Regions from separate parts of the Homo sapiens genome. Here region 2 is linked to region 1. The links are chromatin loops, found by intact Hi-C in ENCODE. Cell type or tissue: endothelial cell of umbilical vein. All regions are shown on one strand. Each heading gives the region's core, and the rest is flanking DNA. Links, peaks and the distances in the headings are about the cores only.

Region 1 (11,109 bases), core at 1,326-9,325:
TGAAAAATCAGGTTCAATCTTAAGAGAAACGTTGGAAATATTTTGAAATTTCCCCATCAGTCATTTGAATACCATTATTGAGACCTTCCATTTCTACCCTGTGCATTACTGCTCTGAACGAATTCTTCTCTACTGCGGAAGACAGAGGGAACCATAGTTTAATGAGAGCCCCAAATTTTGATATCAGTAACCCTTCTTTGAGTCTCATTTCCCTTAGGGAAAGAGTCTGAAGGTACAGAACTTGCTTTTTGATAATGATAACAAGTTGGGAGGAAGATTCTAGCTCAAAATGACAGGATGATGTGCATGTTTGCTGGAGAGAAATGCCTTTATGCACAGCCCCTGAAGGGAGGGACAGACAGGCAGGCTCACTCAGGAGCTGATACCTGGTGTGATCACTGCCTCCGTGCTGATTCCCCCTGCTGCCTGAGCAGGCTGGGTCCTGCCACCGCACAGCATGTCTTTAAACAAACATTTGCACACGGCGCCATTGCCCTCAGAATCGACTTGGAAATTCATGAGAGTCCTAAGTGCCAACTGTGGCACACAAACTCCAAGCTGCTTTGTTGGAAAGGGAAGTTCATAGAACAAGATAAAAACAGAATGGGGATAATTTTTAAACTTCTTTCTCATCTACAGAAAACTTACAACCTTCACAATGATGTAAAAGTGTAATTTTTTCTTTGGGAGACATGGACTTTGAACATGGGTTTGAATCCTGGCTCTTCCTTTATTAGCTTATGACCTTGGACACATTTCTAACTTCTCTGTGGGTCTGTTTCCTCATCTTTACCTTGTAGGACTTTTGTGAAAATTAAATGGGATAAAGTTCACAATATGCCTAGCCAGGAGTCTGGCACAGAGAAGGTGATCAATGACCATTATTACTATAGGCCCTTAAAAATCAGTTATATTAAAATGAATAACTTGAATAACTTCTTGGCCCATAAGTGCTAACTATAAAAATGGTAATTTTTCCCCTTAAGCTTTCGTTTCTACCTGCCAGAATCTAGACCAGAGCATCAGGAAGAGGTAGTGGCTATGACGTAAAGTAAGTGTCTTATATTATGTTGAAATACTAATATAAACCATGTGCCCTTACTTTCCCACAAAAGGGCAAACTTCTCATTTATAGTCCAACAAGATAATTTAGTATCTGGCAGCAAGAGGCACATTCCACCCCTGAACATGATGGTTTGCCTTTACAAACATGATCTGATTTCCAAATTGGGGCAGAGGGAGCAAGACATGATAGCAGCTTTCAATTTTAAATAATACTTCTTTCTCTAAAAAATTTTTTTGTAAAGTTGGTTCTATGTTTCCCAGGTTGATCTCAAATTCTCAGCATCAAGCTATCCTCCTATCTCAGCCTCCCAAAGTTCTGGGATTACAGGCATGAGCCACCATGTATGGCCTTAAATAATATTTCCTAGCTAATAGGAAATTTTTTAGTGTATATAAAAGTTCCTAGGAATCATAAAAAAAGGACAAAACACCAAATTTAAAAATGGGCCAAAGACTTTCACAAGTATCTCATGAAAGAAGATATCAGATGGCTAAAAAGCATATAAACATGCTCAATAGCATTACTTAATAGGAAAAATAAATTAAAATCTCAACCAGATAGAACTACACACCCACCAGAATGGTTAAGCTTACAAAGACAATATCAGATGCTGACAAGGATGTGGACCAACTGGAACATTTGCACACATTGCTGACGGGAGTGTAATTTGGTCTGATCACTGTAGAAAATTGTTTGACGTTTGACACTAAAGCTAAACATTACTTATTACTCAGCTATCCCATTCCTAAGTATAGGCCTACGAGAAGTGAATGTATATGATGACAAACATCAGTTCACGGAATCATGCACATGCTAAAAGTCATTGAGTTGTACACTTAAGAAAGCACGATGGCTCACATCTGTAATCCTAGCACTTTGGGAGGCTGAGGCGGGCGGATCACTTGAGGTCAGGAATTTGAAACCAGCCTGGCCAACAAACCCTGTCTCTACGAAAAATACAAAAAGTTAGCCAGGCATGGTGGGAGGTGCCTGTAATCCCAGCTACTTGGGAGGCTAAGGCAGGAGAATTGCTTGAACCCAGCAGGCAGAGGTTGCAGTGAGCCAAGATTGCACCACTGCACTCCAGCCTGGGCTACAGAGCGAGACTCTGTCTCAAAACAAACAAACAAACAAACAAACAAAACAAACAAAAAGAATGGTATAACTTACTTCATGTAGGTTATACCCTGCCTGATTAAAATAAAAAGAGGTGAAGGGAGGTGTCTTTCCATGAGGAAAGACGGAATGACATGGAAAATGTTCAGGCAGAGTATGGGTAACTATCAGGAATGGTTCACAGAAGACTGCATTAGGATGAAAGGATCCACATTGGGCTCCTCACCTTGGTAAAATCTGTAGAGATCATTTAGATTAGAAATGTGCTTCCATGCTGGGCAGTTTGTAATACAGAACTCTAGAGAGAGGAAAATGGAGTCAGAGATTTCTGTCTTGTAATGGTCTAAAACAGGACTTTTTAACAAGGCACTAGATTTTAAATCTGTTTTCACACTCATTGCTTTTACCTCAGTGGAAGGTGCTTATATGAGGGGACCCCTTTGGCACCTGTCATGATCCCATGAGTCCTGCCTACAGGGATGTTATTTCTGCATCCCAGTTGAGACTGTCCAACCTCTCCAAATAAGGAGCAGGACAGTATGGTGGTTACGAGCAGGGCGGGTTGTGATCTTGAACAGAAGCATAGTTGTTAAGAGGGCAGAGCTGACATTGACTCCCTGGGTTGAAATCCTCTTTGTCCTAGAACAAGTTATTCAACCCTTCTAAGTTTTATATGTCAAATGGGAATAGTGGATTACATGAAATAATACACACCAGGGCCAGGCATACAGTAAGTACCTAGGGGCAACATCACTCCCCCAGGGGATAAAAATTGTTTCTTGGGGGTGAAAATCTTAGAGATTACAATAGTTTGTGGCCCTCTAAAAGGCCACAGCACATAGAGAGCTCTATGGTGTATCTGTGGTATCACAAGGAGGGGTGGTTAGATAAACAATGTCTTAAGAGACTCCATAGGGAGGTGATAATGGAATAAGGGTTGGTCATCACTGGATCGGAGCCTCCCGACTAAGGTGTAGCTTCATTCCCTGTCTGACTCAGAGCCCTCGTCCTGCTCCCATTCCTCCTGCAGGCAAGGCTATAGGCAGCTTGATGGCTAATGAGTTTGCTGGGTCAGTCTCCAGGTTTTACATCTCTCTTTGTTTCTTCTTTCATGAGCCAGTGATCCATGAGCCACTAGAAAATGCACTTACTTCAAACCTGATGAATTGTAGCTTTCCTAGGATTTATTTCTAGTCCTTCCCCCACATCCTTCACTTTCTCTTGTATTAAGTTCTTTAGCTTGTACCTTTTCAATTTGTTTTTTCCCCTCTCCAGAACCTTCTGTTTGATTGTTCTTAAAATTGGCCTTAACAACAAAACAAATGGAGAGAGGCCCCCAGACCAGAGCTCTGTGAAGTCTAGGAAGTTCTTCAACTCTTACTTCTCCAGGATGCTACAGGAATCAGCAAGAGGAGATCAAGTGAATTTAGAGATACAAGCTTTTCCCAAAGCATGGCCCCCGGGAAGACCACCTTGAGTCAGAAAAATGGAAATCAAACAGTACCTGGAAGTCCTGAAGGGTAGAGATCTTACTGGACAAAACCCTCTGCCCTTTCTTAGGTAGGAAAACATAGGTTTTGTATAGAGTTACAAACCTGCTATCCACCAGAGCACTCAGGACTGTGGCTCGCAATTTACGTGCTGGCTTGCAGCTTCATTGCCCTATGTGTTGCCTTCTGTAATGTATTTTTCCTGGTTACCTAATAACTCACATTTATCTAAACACCATAGCATCTCTGAGGCTCTGACTCATCTCCTTATTTGGAAGATGCTAGCTATCTCCCCATACTGGTATTTTAAAATCCAGCATTAATTACAGTAATTCCTTCTACTCATCCATACAGGCACATGCAGAAAGAAGTGAAAAGTTATTTGTTTCTTTTTTCCTTCATAAAGAGCCTAAAGAAATGTGTTAATTAACTACAAAGTTAGCCAAGATTGGATTTCATTTTTTTGATTTTATAGATGGCCTCAGTGCAAAAATATCCGGCTACCGAGAATAGTGAATAAATAAAACGAAATGTGGCATGCCTAAATATTCAGAGTGGGAGAGTTCTCCTTCTCATTGTGTGTGTGTGTGAGTCAAAAACCCAAAAAAGGTGGGAGAAGTGGCAGAACTAGAACCATCATCCATTAGTTCTTAGTCTCAAAGATTCAAGTGGCAGGGCAACAGCTAAATTCTGGAATGATGCAGTGAGTTCTTTGTAGGCCATATATGAAGTGTGCACAGAAATACTCATTTCTGCAGAAAGTAATAGCTACCATCAACTTAGCACCAGCAATGCGCTAGGCTCGTGGCCAGGCACTTTGTATGAACTACCCCACCGAATTGCAACTACATTGCATGGGGGATAGGTTATGTTCTGATCCCTGCTTCTCAGGTGAGGAAACTGAGGCTGAGAGAGGTTAAGGATGGCCCCACGGGCAGCAGAGGTGGGATGGGTCTTAACCACAAAGCTACCAAGCCTCACGGAGCTAGACTGCAGTTAACAGTTGATGATCCAAGGACAGGGCTGATGGACATGACAGTATTGTCTTCTCCCTCTCTGGCCTTGCACAAACTTTATCCTGTCCCTCTGCTCTGGCACAGGGAGAATGGCACAACCTTGCTGAATAGATGCCCACATCGCTGGTGGTTTTTAGCCCAAGCAGTGCTTCAGTACAATTTGAGATACTTTTGATTTTCTTCTTATTCCCTTCCTTTCTGTCTCCAAGCCCCTGACGGTGTGCCACTCCACTCCTCCTGGGCAGATCCTTTTCTCATTAAGAAAACAGAGCTAGCCAGGCATGGTGGCTCACACCTGTAATCCCAGCACTTTGGGAGGCTGAGGCTGGTGGATCATTTGAGGTCAGGAGTTCGAGACCAGTATGGCCAACATGGTGAAACCCTGTCTCTACTAAAAATACAAAAAAAATTATCTGGGCATGGTGGTGGGCACCTGTACTCCCAGCTTCTCGGGAGGCTGAGACAGGAGAATCACGACCTGGGAGGTAGAGGTTGCAGTGAGCTGAGATTGCACCACTGCACTCCAGCCTGGGCAACAGGGTGAGACTCCAAAAAAAAAAGAAAGAAAGAAGGAAGGAATGAAAGAAAGAAAGGAAGGAAGGAAGGGAGGAAGAAAGGAAGGGAGGGAGGAAGGAAGGGAGGGAGGTAGGGAGGAAAGGAGGGAGGGAGGAGCTGATCAGGCAGGGGCTCAGGGGCTCTCCCTCCTGGCTGCTCCACACCTGCCATGTGCCGGGTGTCAGGATGCAGTGGTGCCAGACTGGCCTGCAGACTGCCTGTAGCCATGTCCCACTTCCCACGGGTCATGTTGCTGCATCCCCCAGCCCTCCCCATCACCAACTCTGTGTCTGATTCAGGCCATGTCTGTGTCTTGGCTGGGCCACCGTCACACCCATCATCCAGGTGTCCTGCCTCTGGCCTCACATTGCTCGACACCAAGCTACCTTTTTGCATCTCAGCCCTGACCCATCACTTTACTGCTGACATTCCAGTGTCCCCTAAATGCCAAACCTCAAACATTTTAGCTGTGACAACGACAAGTGTCACAATCTGGCCAAGCCACCTTTTCTGTCCCTTTGCCCACACCTGTCCTTTTGCCCACACCTGTTGGTATGTTCTGGCTCCTCCCCTGAGACCCAGTTTAAATTGTCTTTAGCAAATAGAGAGTATCTTATTTTATAGAAGAGGATGAGATGGAAACTAGCTTTACACAGACGAAAGGATTTCAAAAAAGCTTCAGACTTACATTACCAAAAATGATGAATTATTTCCCTGGAGGAAGAAACATAGTGGATACTTACCGTGAAATAATCAGTACTCAGAATATTGCAAGTGTCTCTGAGTACTAGAGCGACTTTAATAATCTGAAAATGCTCCTTCTGACCACTAGATGGCACATCTAAAATACCAGGCAAATGGCACACCTCCTTAATTCAAAGCAGGTATTATTACTACAATTACTACCACAGTTTATTTATAATGGTTGTAGTATTTGTCCACACACCACTTACTATAATGCAAACACTACTCATGGTTATGAATATTCAGAGGATGAAGTTTGTTATGCAATCGGATGTCAGGTATCCCCAGGCATCTGCAGTGGTCCCAAAACGCTTTGGGATCAGTTTCATGGAAGATAATTTTTCCATGGATGACGGGGAATGCTTTTGGGATGAAACTGTTCCACCTCCGATCATCAGGCATTAGATTATCATAAGAAGCGTGCAACTTAGATCCCTAGCATGTGCAGTTCACAATAGGGTTCCCGCTCTTAGGAGAATCTAATGCTGCTGCTGATTGACAGGAGGCAGAGCTCAGGCAGTAATGCTCACTGGCCTACTGCTGACCTTCTGCTGTGTGGCCAGGTCCCTAGCAGGCCACGGACTGGTATGGGTCCTTGGCCTGGTGTTGGGGACCCCTGATCTATAGGATCAATATTAAGCTCTGAGCCCAAAGTACATCCACCCTCTCCACTGAACCCATCCCAATACCTTTGGTCCTGAAAGATACTTTTTTCTAGTTCACATAAACAAATAGCTCTCAACCTGCAAATGCCCAGAGTTTAACCAACTTTTCTAACTAGGCCCAAACAAGCAACTTGGAACCAAAAATGTCTCTGTTTCCTACCACTTAGGAGCAAATGACTGATTTTGACATTCCTTGGGTCTCTTCTCTGACCCTGTTCTCCTCCCGCCTCTGTCCCAATTAGTACCTCAAGGCCTTTGCTTTTAGGGAAGCCAATAAACACTCAAACTGGTGCATGCAAAATTATTTTTACTGCATGTTAAAGAGTAATTATGAAACAATACGCACATGATGTTCCCACATAAAAATCTTTTAAAGCGATAATGAGACTATTTCTTTGTAGGTGGAGATGTATATTTGACTCACTTCCATGAATTCTGGTCTAATCGTATCTTATTTCCTTCATTTTGTTTTAGTGCTTGGAAGAGCTCCATCGAAATTCACTCTTATCTTCAGCCTCAGCACTGAGCTGCATTACATAAACATGAGTTGCTTCTTTATGACCATTTGAGAAGAGTAAAGAATCATTTCCTTTTTTAAGGCAAACACGGTCCATTGTAGAAACTTCATACATTAAATAAGCCAGGTTTGCAAACATCTGCCCAAAGACACCCAATAGAGAAGCCCTATGCATATAGCAGATTATTGAAGGACATTCTCAGCCAAGTCATCAAGTTTCTTCAGTCATTTCAGACCTGAAATTCACAGTGAAGTCCATCCATCACCACCAAGTCTTGCCATCTGCCCTTGGAGGGTCACAAAGGAGATCCATGTATTTAGCTGCTAATAACTTATTTTTTTTCTTCAAGACTCAATTTAGATGTCACTTCTTCCGGGAAGTCTTCTATGAATTTCCTTCCCAGATCAATTACCTAGCACTACGTTTAACGCAATGGATTATAATGATGTGTTTATGAGGCTGCTTAACCTACTAAGGGCAAGGATTGTACGTTATTCATTCTATTACCCATCATAATGCCTGGCACATAGAAAAAAGAAAAGTGAATGAATGAATGAATGGATGAATGAATCAATCAAAGTATGAATCAAAGCATGAATGTAAACTGTACATTTCCTGGGAGAAAGAGAGAAAGGGTCTCCATTTTTATGAGTTAGGACATTTCCCAACGTTGTATTGGTCAGGGTTCTCTAAGGGGACAGAACAGAACTAATAGGATATCTATCTATCTATCTATTTATCTATCTATCTGAAGGAGAGTAGTAGTATATTATATATATATATATTTATATATATTTATATACATATTTATATATTTATATATATTTTTATATATATTTATATATTTATATATATTTATATATATATTTATATATTTATATATATATTTATATATTTATATATATTTATATATATATTTATATATTTATATATATTTATATATATATTTATATATTTATATATATTTATATATATATTTATATATTTATATATATTTATATATATATTTATATATTTATATATATTTATATATATATTTATATATTTATATTTATATATATTTATATATTTATATATATTTATATATATTTATATATTTATATATATTTATATATATTTATATATTTATATATATTTATATATATTTATATATTTATATATATTTATATATATTTATATATTTATATATATTTATATATATTTATATATATTTATATATATTTATATATTTTTATATATTTATATATATTTATATATATATTTATATATTTATATATATTTATATATATTTATATATATATTTATATATTTTTATATTTATATATGTATAATTTATATATATTTTTATATATTTATATATTTATATATATTTATATATATTTATATATTTATATATTGGTATATATATTTATATATATTTATATATTTATATATTTATATATATTTATATATTTATATATATTTATATATATTTATATATATATTTATATATACTTATATATATTTATATATATTTATATATATTTATATATATTTATATATATTTATACATATTTATATATATTTATATATATTTTTATATATATTTATATATATGAAGGGAAGTAATAGAATATATATATATATATATACACACATACACACACACACACACACACATATATATATAAAGGGTAGTTTATTAGGAGAGTTGACTCACATGATCACAAGGTGAGATCCCACAATAGGGCATCTGCAAGCTGAGGAGCAAGGAATCCAGACTGAGTCTCAAAACCTCTAACATAGGGAAGCTGATGGTGCAGCCTTCAGTCTGGCTGAAAGCCCGAGAGCCCCTAGCAAATCACTGGTGTAAGTCCAAGAATCCAAAAGCTGAAGAACTTAAGAGTATCCAACATGGAGGAAAGATGAAGGGCAGAAGACACGGCAAATCTCTCTCCTTCCACTTTCTTCTGCCTACTTTATTTTAGCCACGCTGGCAGCTGATTAGATGGTGCCCACTCAGCTTGGGGGTGGGTCTGCCTCTCCCAGTCCACTGACTCAAATGTTAATCTCCTTTGTCAGCACCCTCACAGACACACCCAGGAACAAATACTTTGCATCCTTCAATCCAATCAAGTTGACACTCAATATTAATCATCGTGCTTGTTTTCAAGGCTGATTCATGTACTTGTAGGTTAAAAAAACTGTTGGATTCCACATATATTACAAGCAATAACCAAGTGATTTGGTCATTTTAATTAACAACTGTGTAAAACAAGTAAAAATCATTTTGTAAAATATCAAACATTAATAAATGGCACAATTTATGGCAGTTTGATTTACAAAATTCTCTCAAATATGATATTTCTTTGCTTCTCTGAACACCCATCTTGAATGGGTTAGATTGGGAATCATTTTATAGATGAAATAATAGAAACTTGGAGAAGTCAACTGACTTGAGTTAGTGAAGGCTGATTCAGGACAAGATTTTCTGATTCCAAAGCCACTGTCCATCCTATAACACCATCAAGCTCATTCCCCTCACCTCTATATCATAAACCTGCTGGCTGTTTGACTAGTTTGGCCAGTGGATTGGATGATTTAATCAATTAACGTGTTAGTCATAGACAAAGAAACCTGTTCCTCTCCAAGCTCAGCCATTTACTAGCTGTTTGACATCTGACTTTGAATGAGTCATGGAAATATTGTCCAAGCCTTCAGTTTCCTGAAGTTGGGGTTAAAGAATAAAGTCAATAAAAGAAAATATACTTTTTAACTCTCAGTTGGTTAGAGTTCAGCATCCTCCTCCTTATCATTATTATAACAACAATAACTACCCTTTCTTCTGTTCTGATTGCATACCTATACTGTTCTTAGTACTGGACATTAAGAACTCATTCACTTCCGTAACACCTAAAGTAGGTACTCTCCTTATTCTCATTTTACAGATGCAGAAACTGAGGCATAACAAAGTTAAGCAACTCAATATGGTTAAATATCTAGTCAGTAGATGGGGAAGGATTCAAATTAAGGTAGTTTTGCATCAGAGTCCGTGCATTATTACATAGAAAGCACCTAGCCCAGTGCTTGGCACAGCAAAGCTCAGTAAACATAGTTTTTATTGTTAAATATTGCTAAATGCAAATCCTACCAGTTTATTGGGGGAGGGCCTATACCATTCTCATACTCAATGCAAAGGAGGCATCAAGTTCATCTATCTGGAAAGATGAGAACTGTGGGGATCTCCTGGTGGCTGAGCCCTCATCCAAGTATGCCCAAGCCAAAAGCCACAGTGTACATTTAATGTAATAATTCCTGCCACCATGTGCAAAGCCTTGAAAGCAATTAGTTCATACCCAGCTATTATTAAGAAGTTATTTTTGTAATAAAAATATGTCTTCCTTTAATTTCTACATAAATGCAAGGGTGCCAATACAAGTATAGTTTATTTAAAGATGTTCTTGCAGGAATTTAATTTATCCTTTTGAAGAAGCTGCAGAGGAAAGGTACAGAGATGAGCAAGACAATTTGGAAGTGTCCTGAGCTACAGATAAAGAAAGGGTAGCTTCTTTCTCACTGGAACTCAATATCAAACTCTCAGCTTGATCAAGGACAGAGTACATAAGTCTTTGGCGACCAGTGGCCCTTGGAGGTAATATCCCAGCTACTAGTTTGTATGAGTTAGAGTTATCATAGAGTAAATCTCAGCACACAATAGAATGGGTTACTTTGAAACAGTACAACAGGGACTGCAAACACAGTGCATGCCAGGGTTTTAGAGTGCTTTCGAGTGGGGCTTGTTAAAACTACAGGGTAAAAAACAAATACCCAAGCACAATATTTTCAGAAGCAACAAAGTATAGAAGAAAGAACATGTCAGGAGATCGAGACCATCCTGGCTAACACGGTGAAACCCCGTCTCTACTAAAAATACAAAAATTAGCCGGGCGTGGTGGCGCG
Region 2 (11,109 bases), core at 2,065-10,064, 120 kb after region 1:
GGTTCCGCTGGGATCCAAAAAGCTGTATGGATCAGACCAGCAACAGACCACCAAATAGTGACCATGACCTTTTTTTTGGGTGCAAGTTTGGCTTTGGGAAGTGCTTTGGAGCTTTTTCTCAGTCCGATCGTTGAGCTGGTCATTGCCAGTTGTCATTTAAAATCCACTTTTTGTCACACGTAACAATTCAATTGAGAAACGGTTCGTTATTGTGTAGAATAAGAGAAGACGACGCTTCAAAACAATGATTTTTTTTTTTAAATTTTTGCTCAGCTCATGAGGCACTCACTTATGGAACCTTTTCATCTTTGCAATTTGTTTCAAATGCCAAATGACCATAGAAGGGTCAACGTTGACTTCTTCAGCAACTTCTTGTGTAGTTGTAAGGATGATCAGCTTCGATGATTGCTCTCAATTGGTCATTGTCAACTTCCAATGGCAAGCTACTGTGCTCCTCATCTTCAAGGCTCTTGTCTCCTTGGCAAAACTTCTTGAACCACCACTGCACTGTACGTTCATTAGCAGTTCCTGAGCCAAATGCATTGTTGTTGTTCCAAGTTGTCTCTGCTGCTTTACAACCCATTTTGAACTCAAATAAGAAAATTGCTTGAATTTGCTTTTTGTCTAACATCATTTCCATAGTTTAAAATAAACAGCAAGTAATAAGTCATTAGCAAAAAAAAATAGAGAAATGCCCATTAAAATGATGTATAACTTAACCACATTGATTTAAGAATGTATTCCAATATCAAACAGCAAATTCCAACAATGGGAAAATCACAATTACTTTTGCACTCACTTTAATAGAACAGCTAGTTTCTTGTCATTTAGAATGTGGCCCTGGACCCAGCAGCATCAGCATCACCTGGGAACTTGTAAGAAATACAGATTCCCAGGCCCTACCCTACCCTCCAGCTACTGATTCAGAATCTGCATTTTAATGAGATTCCCCGGGGGATCTGTGTGCACATGAAATTTAGAGAAGCACAGATGTAATCTGTTCTTTCTTTCCTTCCTTCTTTGGTGTTTCTTTCAAAGAAAGGGAAACACCTCTCTCCCCACTGCTTTAAATACAGGTGGCAATTAGTCACATATTCTTCCCAGCAACATTATGCATTGTGGATTTGTGATGTTACCCTGAGCCTTCTTCAGTTGGTCATCATTCATCTGCTAAGTTCTCTATTCCCCCCTTGTAGCTAAGAGGAAAACTGTGCTATCACCTTTCCTTTCTCGCCTGACAAGGGTGACTCCAACCAAAGGAGTAAAGGAGTATCTCCCAGAGATGCTAAGTCTTTTTTTTTTTCCACTAATAAGATTAGCCACATAGTTTTCTGCTTTGAAGTCTTTTAAGAAATTCTCTCTCTCTCACACACACACACATACACACACACACAGTTTTCTTTTTTCATTCCAACATAAATATTAATCCCAACCTATTGATGTCCATATAGTACTTTGGAATTATTACTCAAAAGAACTTAGAAGATAAGAAAAACACTTTCGTTCTGGTTATTGGAATATCCTTTAAAACACACTAAGTGTAAACCCAAGACTATGGACTGCCCATCATGAGCTAAAGCCAGCCATCAAATGTATTTTATTTAGCCCCTACAGTGTTTCCTTAAAAAGTTTAAGAGTCAATACCTAAGAATTGAGAGTACTTAAAAGCCAGATTACTGGCATCTCTTGAAAACTCAGAAGCTCTGGTGATGCTGGGTGCACATTTCAGTGTGGCCTCAGGGAGTCTGAGGCAAGGGGCTGCTGACGCTTTAGAAGATTCATCACTCATTGTCACGGCCCACCTTACCTACCACTGTACTCATTTACATGACCTGCTTGGGCCTGGCAAGCCAGACACAGCAAAGTAGATGGCACCAATGGGCAATACAATATGTTCCTGACCTCTCTCCCTGCAGGCCCTAGTGCTGAAATGCATCTTGGAACTGCTCTGTTGAATAGCACTTGGGGGACATTCCACTCCCTCTCTCCCTGTACACAGCCAGACCCTGTGTATTGTTGTTCTCCATTCCTGTTGTTCCCCTTCAGTCAATCTTGCATCAATAACCTTATTTTTACAAATGAAGAAACTGAAGTTTTCTGGATCTTCAGGAATAGTACATAAGATTACTGTCAGATGAGCCTGTCTTTGAATCTCAATGCTACCATCTGCTAGCTCTGTGATCTCAGAGGGGCTTCTAAACCATATGAGATACTATTTCCTTTAAAAGGAGGATGTTAAATGTACCTACCTCATGGAGTTGTTATAAGAATTAAATGAGTTAATACATATAAGGTGCATACCATCAATAAGTACTCAATAAATGTAGCTATTGTTATAGCTCAGAGAAATTAAATGGCTTGTCCAAGGTCATGCAATTATTAAATGAGGGAGCTGATATTTAAACTCTAGACTGCCCATACTCTTTAACTTATGTTCATTCTACTAAGCCACACTGTTTTAACCCTATATTAGAAAGTAGAAGGCTTTATTCCAACTGGAAAAAAATACTTACAAGGCACCTAGTATGTGCAAGGCCTTATAGACATAGATGAACCTTTAAAAATTATTTAAAATCTTACTAATAAGTTAGTATTTTATCCTTATCATTACATTTCTTCTACTTATTTTTGGCTCTTGGTTCTGTATCTTAAGTTGAAAACAAATAATTGATTTTATATCTTTCTTCTTTTTAAATGTAAATATTTAAAACTATAAATTTCCCTCTAAATATTGCTTTAGCTTTCTACTAAAAATTTTGATATGATGTGTTTTTACTTTCATTCATTTTAAAGTGTTTCTATTTTTCTTATGATTTCTTCTGTGACTCATGGGTTATGTAGAGGTGTATTTCTAAATTTGCAAATATTTGAAAAATGTTTAGATATGTTTTATTAGTAATCTCTAAGTTAATTATATTTTGGTCAGAGAACATACTCCATGATTTTGATTATTTTAGACTTATTAAGATTTCTTTTATGGCCCAGCATATAGTCTATCTTGGCAAATGTCCCATGTGCACTTGAAAAGGATGTGTATTATACTATTGTTGGGTTGAGTATTTTATAAATGTCAATTGAGTCAGTTGATTGACAGTGTTATTCAAATCTCCTTTATCCAATATTCATACCTAATTTTGTTTTCGGTCAATTTGTTCTATAAATTATTTAAAGAGGAGTGTTAAAATCTCCAGTTATAGTTGTGGCTCTATTTCTCCATTCAGTTCTATCGCCTTTGCTTAATGTGTTTTAAACTTGTTGTTAGGTGCATATATATTTAAGATTGGCATGTCTTTCTAGTGAATTAACTCTTTCATCATTGGTCTATTTAACATGACCACTTCGGTTTTCTCATGATTAATATTTACATATATATTTTACAGACCTTATTATTAACCTATCTGCCTTTATATTTAAAGTGAATTTCTTAAAGGCAGCATATAGTTGAGTTTTATATTTTCATCCACTCTGACAATCTCTGCCTTTTAGTTGGAATATTTAGGCCATTTACATTTAATGTAATTATTGACATGGTTGGGTTTAAATATACCATCTTGTTTTTCTTTTTTGTCCTTTTTTCTACCCACTTTTGGATTGAGTATTTTTAGCATTTCATTTTACCTCCTCTATTAGTTTATTATCTTTAGCCCTTTTCTAAGGTGATTGCTCTAAGATGTATAATATATGTCTTTAACTCATCACAGGATGCTCAACATTACACTACTTCAAGTATAACCTAAGAACTGTGTATTCTTATACCCCAATTCCAGTATTGTTGTTTTATCATTTCTCCTATGTCATAAAGCCACAATATATATGTTTATACACAATATATAATATATATCTATACACAAAGCAACTTAAAATGGGCCATATATTTAAATGCAAAAGCAAAAACCAAAACTTCTAAGGAAAAACAACATATAATAAAGAGTATGTTAGGAAAGACAATTTTTTTTTGACAAAACACAAAAAACACTAACCATAAAGGACAAAAAAATGAAAAGCTGCACTTTATCAAAATTAAAAATGTCTGTTTTTTGAAGGAAACTGTTAAGAAAATGAAAAGTCAAATGACAGACTGGGAAAGAGTATTTGCAATACCTATTTATGAAATAGGACATGTAACCAAAATATATAGAGAACTCCTACAATTCAATAATAAGAAAAGAAACAACACAACTAAAAACTGGTAAAATATTGAAAACACCCACACACAGAAGAATGGCCAGTAGACATATGAGAATACAGTCAATATAACTGGTCATCGGGGAAGTACAAATTAACAACACAATGATATACCAATACCTACCCACTAGGAGAACTAAAATTTAAAAAGACTGTCAAGATAAAGTGTTGCTAAGGATGTGCGGCAACTTGAATTCTCATACGTTGCTAGTAGGAATGTGAAATGATACAGTTTGCAAACTGTTTGGAAGTTTTTTCCTTTTTATAAGGCCAACACTATACTTCTGCTATGACCAACAATTCTACTCTATTTTTCAAAGAGAAATAAAAACATACTTCAACAAAAATCTTAAAAACAAACATTCATAGTAGCTTCATTTATAGTAGCCAAAACCTAGAAACTTCTCAATGTCCACAAACAGGCGAAGGAGAACTGTTTATATATTCATACAATGGAATACACTCAACCATAAAAAGTAATAGCAATAAAATAACTGATAATATACACAACAACCAAGATCATCCTAGTAGACATGTTGAGCAAAAGAAGTCACACATAAAAGAATGTATGCCTTTAATTGTATTTATATGAAATTCTAGAACCAGCAAAACTTATGATGGTGATAGAAATTGGATCATTGGTTGGCTGTGGGACACAGATTAACTCTGAAGGAGTGCATGTGACTTTCTGAAGAGATAAAAATGTTCTATGTTGGAGTAGCAGTTAGACAGCTGTATATATTTGTCAAGACTCATCAAATTGTATACTTAAAATCTGTGCATTTCATTGGTATAAATTATACTTCAATAAAGTTGATTTAATAAATTCTCCTCCCATTGGGACAGCCTAGAGCAAGAATATAACTGCCAAAGAAAAGACAGATGCAAATGAGTCATGCTGAAAAAGCATACAGCCCCAGCAGCCTCAGCCAGCCCCTTCCAGCAAGCAGCTAGCATCCTGCAGGGCATATTAGAACAGGGCAACATCTTTCAAAGAAATAAAGTGACTGAAAACTCATGGTGTTAGAGGATATACTTTGAGCAATAGAGTAAGTGCAAAGGCAACATCTCAACCCTCAGTCACAAGGGCCCTGAGAAACAAAGTGGGTATTTCACAGAGGCAGTGTGGATGGCTGATGATGGATTAGGGGCATACAGGTGTCTCCATTGTTCTGGGGAAAAAGAAGAGTCCAGCAAGACCAAACTATTCCTTTAGCTACAAAAGTTGAGAATTTTGTTGTTGTTGTTGTTGGTGGTGGTGGTGGTGTGTGACATGTGTGTGAATGTGTGCATGTGCATTTTAACCAACTTCTTAGGATGGAAAATCTGGAGTCAGAAATTAGAATCACGCAGAGCCTTCATAGCCAGTTAACCTGCGTCTAGTTTTCCTTCAAGAGTTCAGGTTCAGACATTCTCCTGGTATCTCTATGATGTCTTTAGTCAAGAGCAAACATGTAGATACAGCATTTGGGTGGACCCTATGAGGCTTATTAAATCAAAATTCTGAAAGTCAGAATTGCTAAAATCAAATTAACTGCTACAGATGTTATCTTCATAAGGTTTCTTTCTGGGTGGAATACAAAATATTAAGCAAAATTCTGGGATCTTTTCTGTTTCTTCTGTGGTTTCAAACTCAGGACAGTTATATTTTTGAACCACATTAGCTGAGTATCAGACCTTGTGAAAATACAGGCATTATCCCCATGAACAGGGAAAAGCTTTGGCAAGCTTTCTTAATGTGAAGATGCTATAACGTTCTTTAATCAGCCTTGAGAATTGCAAATACAACCTAGAGATGGAACCAGGACTTACCTTCCTCAGAAAGATCAAAGGAATCCAGCATTTGTAGCTGAAACTGCAAACAACTAATAGTCATCATACAATTCCATTTGACTGTAATTAATATTTATTACTTTTACTGCTTCATGACTTTTCCTCAGGCTTGTTTTAATCCTTTCAGCAAACTTCCCTTTATTCTCCTCCATCAAACAATTTTCAAGTTCCTGCCCCAGCTTACATAGAGAGAATGACACTTCAGTGGCCCACCCACTTAAGAATAAGCCTCAAGAACAAAATATATGCTGGCAAGAAGCCATACATCCAAGTAAGCATCCTGGCACACATGATATAACAAGCCTAGAGGGGAGATAGGCTGGAGCTGAGCTTGAAGGCTAAAAAAGCTGATGGAGAAGTCAAGTAGGATCTTCCTGAATGGGGGACTGGGGAAGGAGTTAGCTAAGAAAAGCAATGGAGCTAGGGTTGAGGGTGTTCACTAGCCATAGACAATTGCTTGCTTGGCATAATTTGACAAGTCTCATCTAACACCAGTCATTCCTATTGTCCTTCCCTGCTGCATAAAGATATCATTATTCATTTGAATCATGTCTAGGCTAAGGATCCAGGATCTTGGGAGGAAATTACACAGTCCATATTCATTTACTAGATCAAGATTAGCAACTGTCGTCATCCCTCAAAAAAAGGAGGAGGGAGAGGGTCAGGAAAAATAACTAATGGGTACTAGGCTTAATACCTGGGTGATGAAACAACCTGTCCAACAAACCTCCACGACACAAGTTTACCTATATAACAAACCTGCACGTGTAGCCTGAACTTAAAATAAAAGTTTAAAATAAAAAAGAATAAAAGACTGCTTCAAAACAACAAATAAACAAAAGTAAGTCTGGGTCAAGGATGAGTCAGTATTGATAATGGGAAAGGGAAGAAGTGTTTAAGCCCAGCTTAGAGGGTTATCGGTGTGAGAGTCCTAGACAGGGAAAGCCAGGCCATGCCCAGACTACACGTCTCTATTATTCTTCCCCATGGTGGACTTATTTATATGAATGTCTTGCCACTGAGTTACAATCTCCTCTCCAACCCCAACCTCCAGGTCCTGTTTCTATTCAACTATGTAATGTTTGATGAATTGTTGGCAGCAGAAACAGTGCAACATGTGTATGCAAAGACTAGGAAATGAAGAACTTCCATTTCTGGCCATGACAGAGTAGCTGGAAGCTGATATATTTTCCCATCATAAATTACTAGAAAACTAAATAGAATATATAAAACTGCTTTCAGGCATTGGACAACAGGTAGCATTAAGAACATAGTCCCTGAGAGAAGATAAATAACAAGGTGAGCCCCACAACCACTCCAGATTTCTGCCTGGAGGCACCTTCCAGACCTCAGTGCCCAAAGCGATGCCAAGGAGAACACAGCAGTCTTTGTGAATTGACAAGACAGGGATCATAGTTTAGAGAGACTGAGGCAGCTTTGTGAGGTAGTATACTGGAGAGGAAAAAAACGTACAAAGAAAAAGCTCCAGAAATCTGCATGGGTGTCTCTATGGGTCTCTGACTGAAAACTGAGCTGTGTATTTTCAGAGTAAAACTCCATAGAACTGGTCAAAGAACTGCTACCTGTAAGCTGTGAGCTGAGCAATTCCCAGAGCTCACGCAGGGATGCAAGATAGTTTAGCTCCAACCAGCCAGAGTAGAGAGACCTGGTTAAAATCCCAGAGCATTTAGTAGAGACTTCATGAGGGCCATGCCATTGTACTAGCCCTACAGACTACTTTAGGACCACTCTAATAAAGCTTAAAAACAAACCTCAAAAACAAAACAAAACAAAAACAATTTGATGCTCAAATAACAACTTTCTGCCAGAGCAAAGTCTAACTCTCTTTAAAGGATGACAACAAAATCCAAATACTCAACAAAGTAAAATTTACAGTGTTCAGCACCCAGATAAAAATTACTGTACAGGCCAAGAAACAAGAAATGATAGTCTATACAACCAGGAGAAAAATTAGGCTATAGAAACAGAGACTCAAAACCAAAATCCTTAGGTATATTTTTGTCTCTTTTTCAAATTCTTCTTCTCAATTAGCAATTGATTTTACCCCTGTCAAACTCTATAAATATGAAGTCACTCATGTTTATTTCTCACTTAATGTGCTTAACAGCTAATTAACAAGATGTTTACAGAAAGTCCTTAGAGACCAGTAGACGGTCTCTGCCTTGGAAAAACCAAAGGCTGGGCTTGCTTGGATGAGAGGAGAAAAGCTTCTCACCCATGACACATGAAAATAACTAATACTTGATGAATTCCTCCCAGGGACTTAAGGTGCCCATCTCCTTTCCAGCCCGTATGAACTTTTTGAAAGTGTATCTCATCCTCACTTCCCCAACCCACACCTATAGTGATTTCAAAGTAAAAAAGTAAGAAAACCAAATAGCAAATATTGACAAGCTCCCAGAAGAAAGTAGAGAAATGCAAAATTGAGACTCTTACTTGGATCATGCCTTGGTTTTCTCTAGTATGCCTGGGGAGTTATGCCAAATTATTTCCTTGGCTTTAATAAGCACATTAAAAAGTGACCCAACATTCTATAACTATGATTTTATAAATAGCTACCTAGGACAACCTGAAGAAAGTGGCCGTCACCATGTCCATAGAATATATTGCCCCAAGAACAGGTGGAAGGAGAAAATGTTTTCCATCAGAACCTTTAAACAGTAGCTTAGATTTTGCTTAGCTTCCTAATAAATGTGATTAATGCAAATGTAAGCCTTTATTTTAAATGTAATCATCTCTGCCCCTGCACACAAGGCTCTTTACATGGAGAGTTAGGTGCCAAAGCAACTCTAACCATAAGAAGGAAGCTTGTTCATTCTCAGAATATGCTGAAGCTCACTGAATTGCAGAACTATACAATAGCTCCAAATGTTATTATGCCCATATGTCCAGGAGTTTAAGTGGCTTCTGCAGTGCCTCTTACTCATGTCATTGTGTGGGTGGCAGTGTTCTGGCCAACAATGACCATGGGATTGAGCATCTTGTATAATCATCTTACTAGGTTCTGAGAGTTATCCAGAACTGACAGCACAGGGCTGCTTACAGATGCTAATTAGAAGGGCAGCTCAAGTTATTTCCTAGATAATGAGGGGAAGTGTTTGTGATTTAACTTCTACCTACTATTGTTCCCTGTGGAGTTTTTGGAGGGAAGTAATTGCCTCATTGCTGCAAAGTGTTAACTTGGTTTGTGCTTTGTTCTTGCTGCCATAGCTTTTTCCTCCTCTGAACTCTGCATGAGTCTAAGGGTTATTTGTTCCCAGTGGCTTCAGATTCTTCCAGGTATTCTATTAAGATGACTGCTTAATTTCCAAGAGTCGAATGTGAAACATAGAATCTCAGTAGTTAGTCTAACATTTTCCTCAATGTTTAAATTCCCTTGTCAACGTACCCTATATGTGTTTGGTCTCTGCTGGAAAGTCTCCAGACAAGAAACTCACTACTCACTGGCAAGCCCATTTCTCTATTAAGAAAGTTCTTAAAACTGAACCAAAGTCTCTTTCCTACTCATTGGTTCTAATCCTTCCTCTGCCATGCAAGAAATAAGCCTACTCAGTTTCGTATATCATAGCTCTTGATGTGTTATACTCTGCTCAAACCCAGCAGCCACTCCCAACGACCTGTCAAATCCCGAGTGTCCTTTTCTCTAGCCAACGATGCTGCAATAGAATTCTGACTCTCTGGGTTTCTTTTTCTTTTTTGCTCTCATTATTTCTCTGATTAAGAGAAATTTTCCTCCATTCTTCCTTCCTTCCTCTTATTTTCTTCTTTCCTTCCTCCCGCCTCCCTTTCCCTATCTCTCTCTTCCTGTTACAAAACATATACAATTTAAAAACATTGTTCAGAAACACCATCACATGCCTCCACAAGTCTCTGCAGTCTCTTTGGTAGTACTAGACCCAGATCTGGTCCTCATAAGCATTGCTTTCTTGCTCCATAAAAAGAAAATCTCAGGTCCTATTTGTCTGTGAAATCATGGTAAAAAGTTATCTTTGGGGTCTTATTTTTCCCAGAATGCCAATACTGGTCTACTGAACCTAGACCTCATCTTTCCATTTCGTGACACAACTGCTTTCTTCTGAGCACAAAATGGAGCTGAGAGTCAAGACAATTACGCGATTACATTCAGATGACAAACTTTTTGGTCTTAGCATTTGATAGAAGAAAAAATATTTTATTAACATAAAACTTGCTGATGGGTATCCAAAGCCTCCACTTCATCACACACAGTGCAGACATGGCCTTTGAGTGCACACCAAGCTTAGTAACCTCCTTGCTCACTAAACTGTGGTGCTTCTCTTTTCACAAACATAAGCTGGGATCTTAGCAATTCCCCATCTGTCCACAGGTGAATATGTTATTTGAGAGAGGAGGCAGCTGCTACAACTCTTCATGGAAAACCAACATTGTAATTGCAAAAATAATTTGCAAATGATATTTCATGTGTTGCATTATTGCTTGTGATACTGATGGTTTATTAACCTACTTTCTTCTTATTTCTATGGGAAAACACAAAGACCTCATTTTTCCCTCAGATCACGTCAAAGTTAGGATGGATTTAAATGTACATTTATTTATTTATATACAGATATTCAGATAAGTTGGACAGCCACATCCCTACATTTTCTAAAATGACATAATGGGCATCAATAACAGGGTAAAATTGTGGCTCTGAGCCATCAGACAGAAACTGACGTTGCAGCCCAGCTGTGTGTACACAAACACTCAGGCTGATGAAGGAAGGCCACGGAATTCAAACCAGCACATCTTGCTGCTTTGCATTCAGCCTGCATCACCCGGGACAGAAAAACAGTGTGCTAATGAGAGAAAAAGTTGAACAACATAGAGTTCCTCTTTACAGGTTCCTAACATTATCTGGACAAACTGAGTGTTAGAGCTGGCCCGAGGGCTGATGGTGAGCAAGGGAACCGTCCAGGAGCAAATGAAACTGTCACGAAGGAAATGCCAGGCTCAGATAGACCCCACTCAGGAGGAAGGAAACCAGTGAGAAGGGAGGAAGGGGACCCCATCTCTGTTTCAGGACTTGGACTCATGGTTACTGTCCCTTGCTAA

The links. Peaks named below come from ENCODE experiments on the same cell type or tissue, not always from the same donor. Only the 100,000 strongest peaks of a DNase experiment are listed, where the experiment ranks them.
Region 2: it touches region 1 in a loop (9-fold over the local background); 2 of 110 quality-filtered maps call a loop at or near these places.

What each region holds. Positions count from the first base shown.
Region 1 is chr10:120,730,940-120,742,048 of GRCh38, reverse strand. All of the region lies in intron 2 of LINC02930 (long intergenic non-protein coding RNA 2930), which reads right to left. Among named protein-coding and RNA genes, the nearest start is that of WDR11-DT, 110 kb to the left of the region's middle. In endothelial cell of umbilical vein, for the core only: a CTCF peak has its summit at 6,064 (motif pointing right); DNase peaks (open chromatin) are centred at 6,088, 7,158 and 8,938; H3K27ac peaks cover 2,192 bases.
Region 2 is chr10:120,608,863-120,619,971 of GRCh38, reverse strand. The region is part of intron 1 of LINC02930 (long intergenic non-protein coding RNA 2930); the gene reads right to left. Among named protein-coding and RNA genes, the nearest start is that of LINC02930, 5.8 kb to the right of the region's middle. In endothelial cell of umbilical vein, for the core only: no CTCF peak of the experiment used is centred there; DNase peaks (open chromatin) are centred at 6,551 and 6,971; H3K27ac peaks cover 3,049 bases.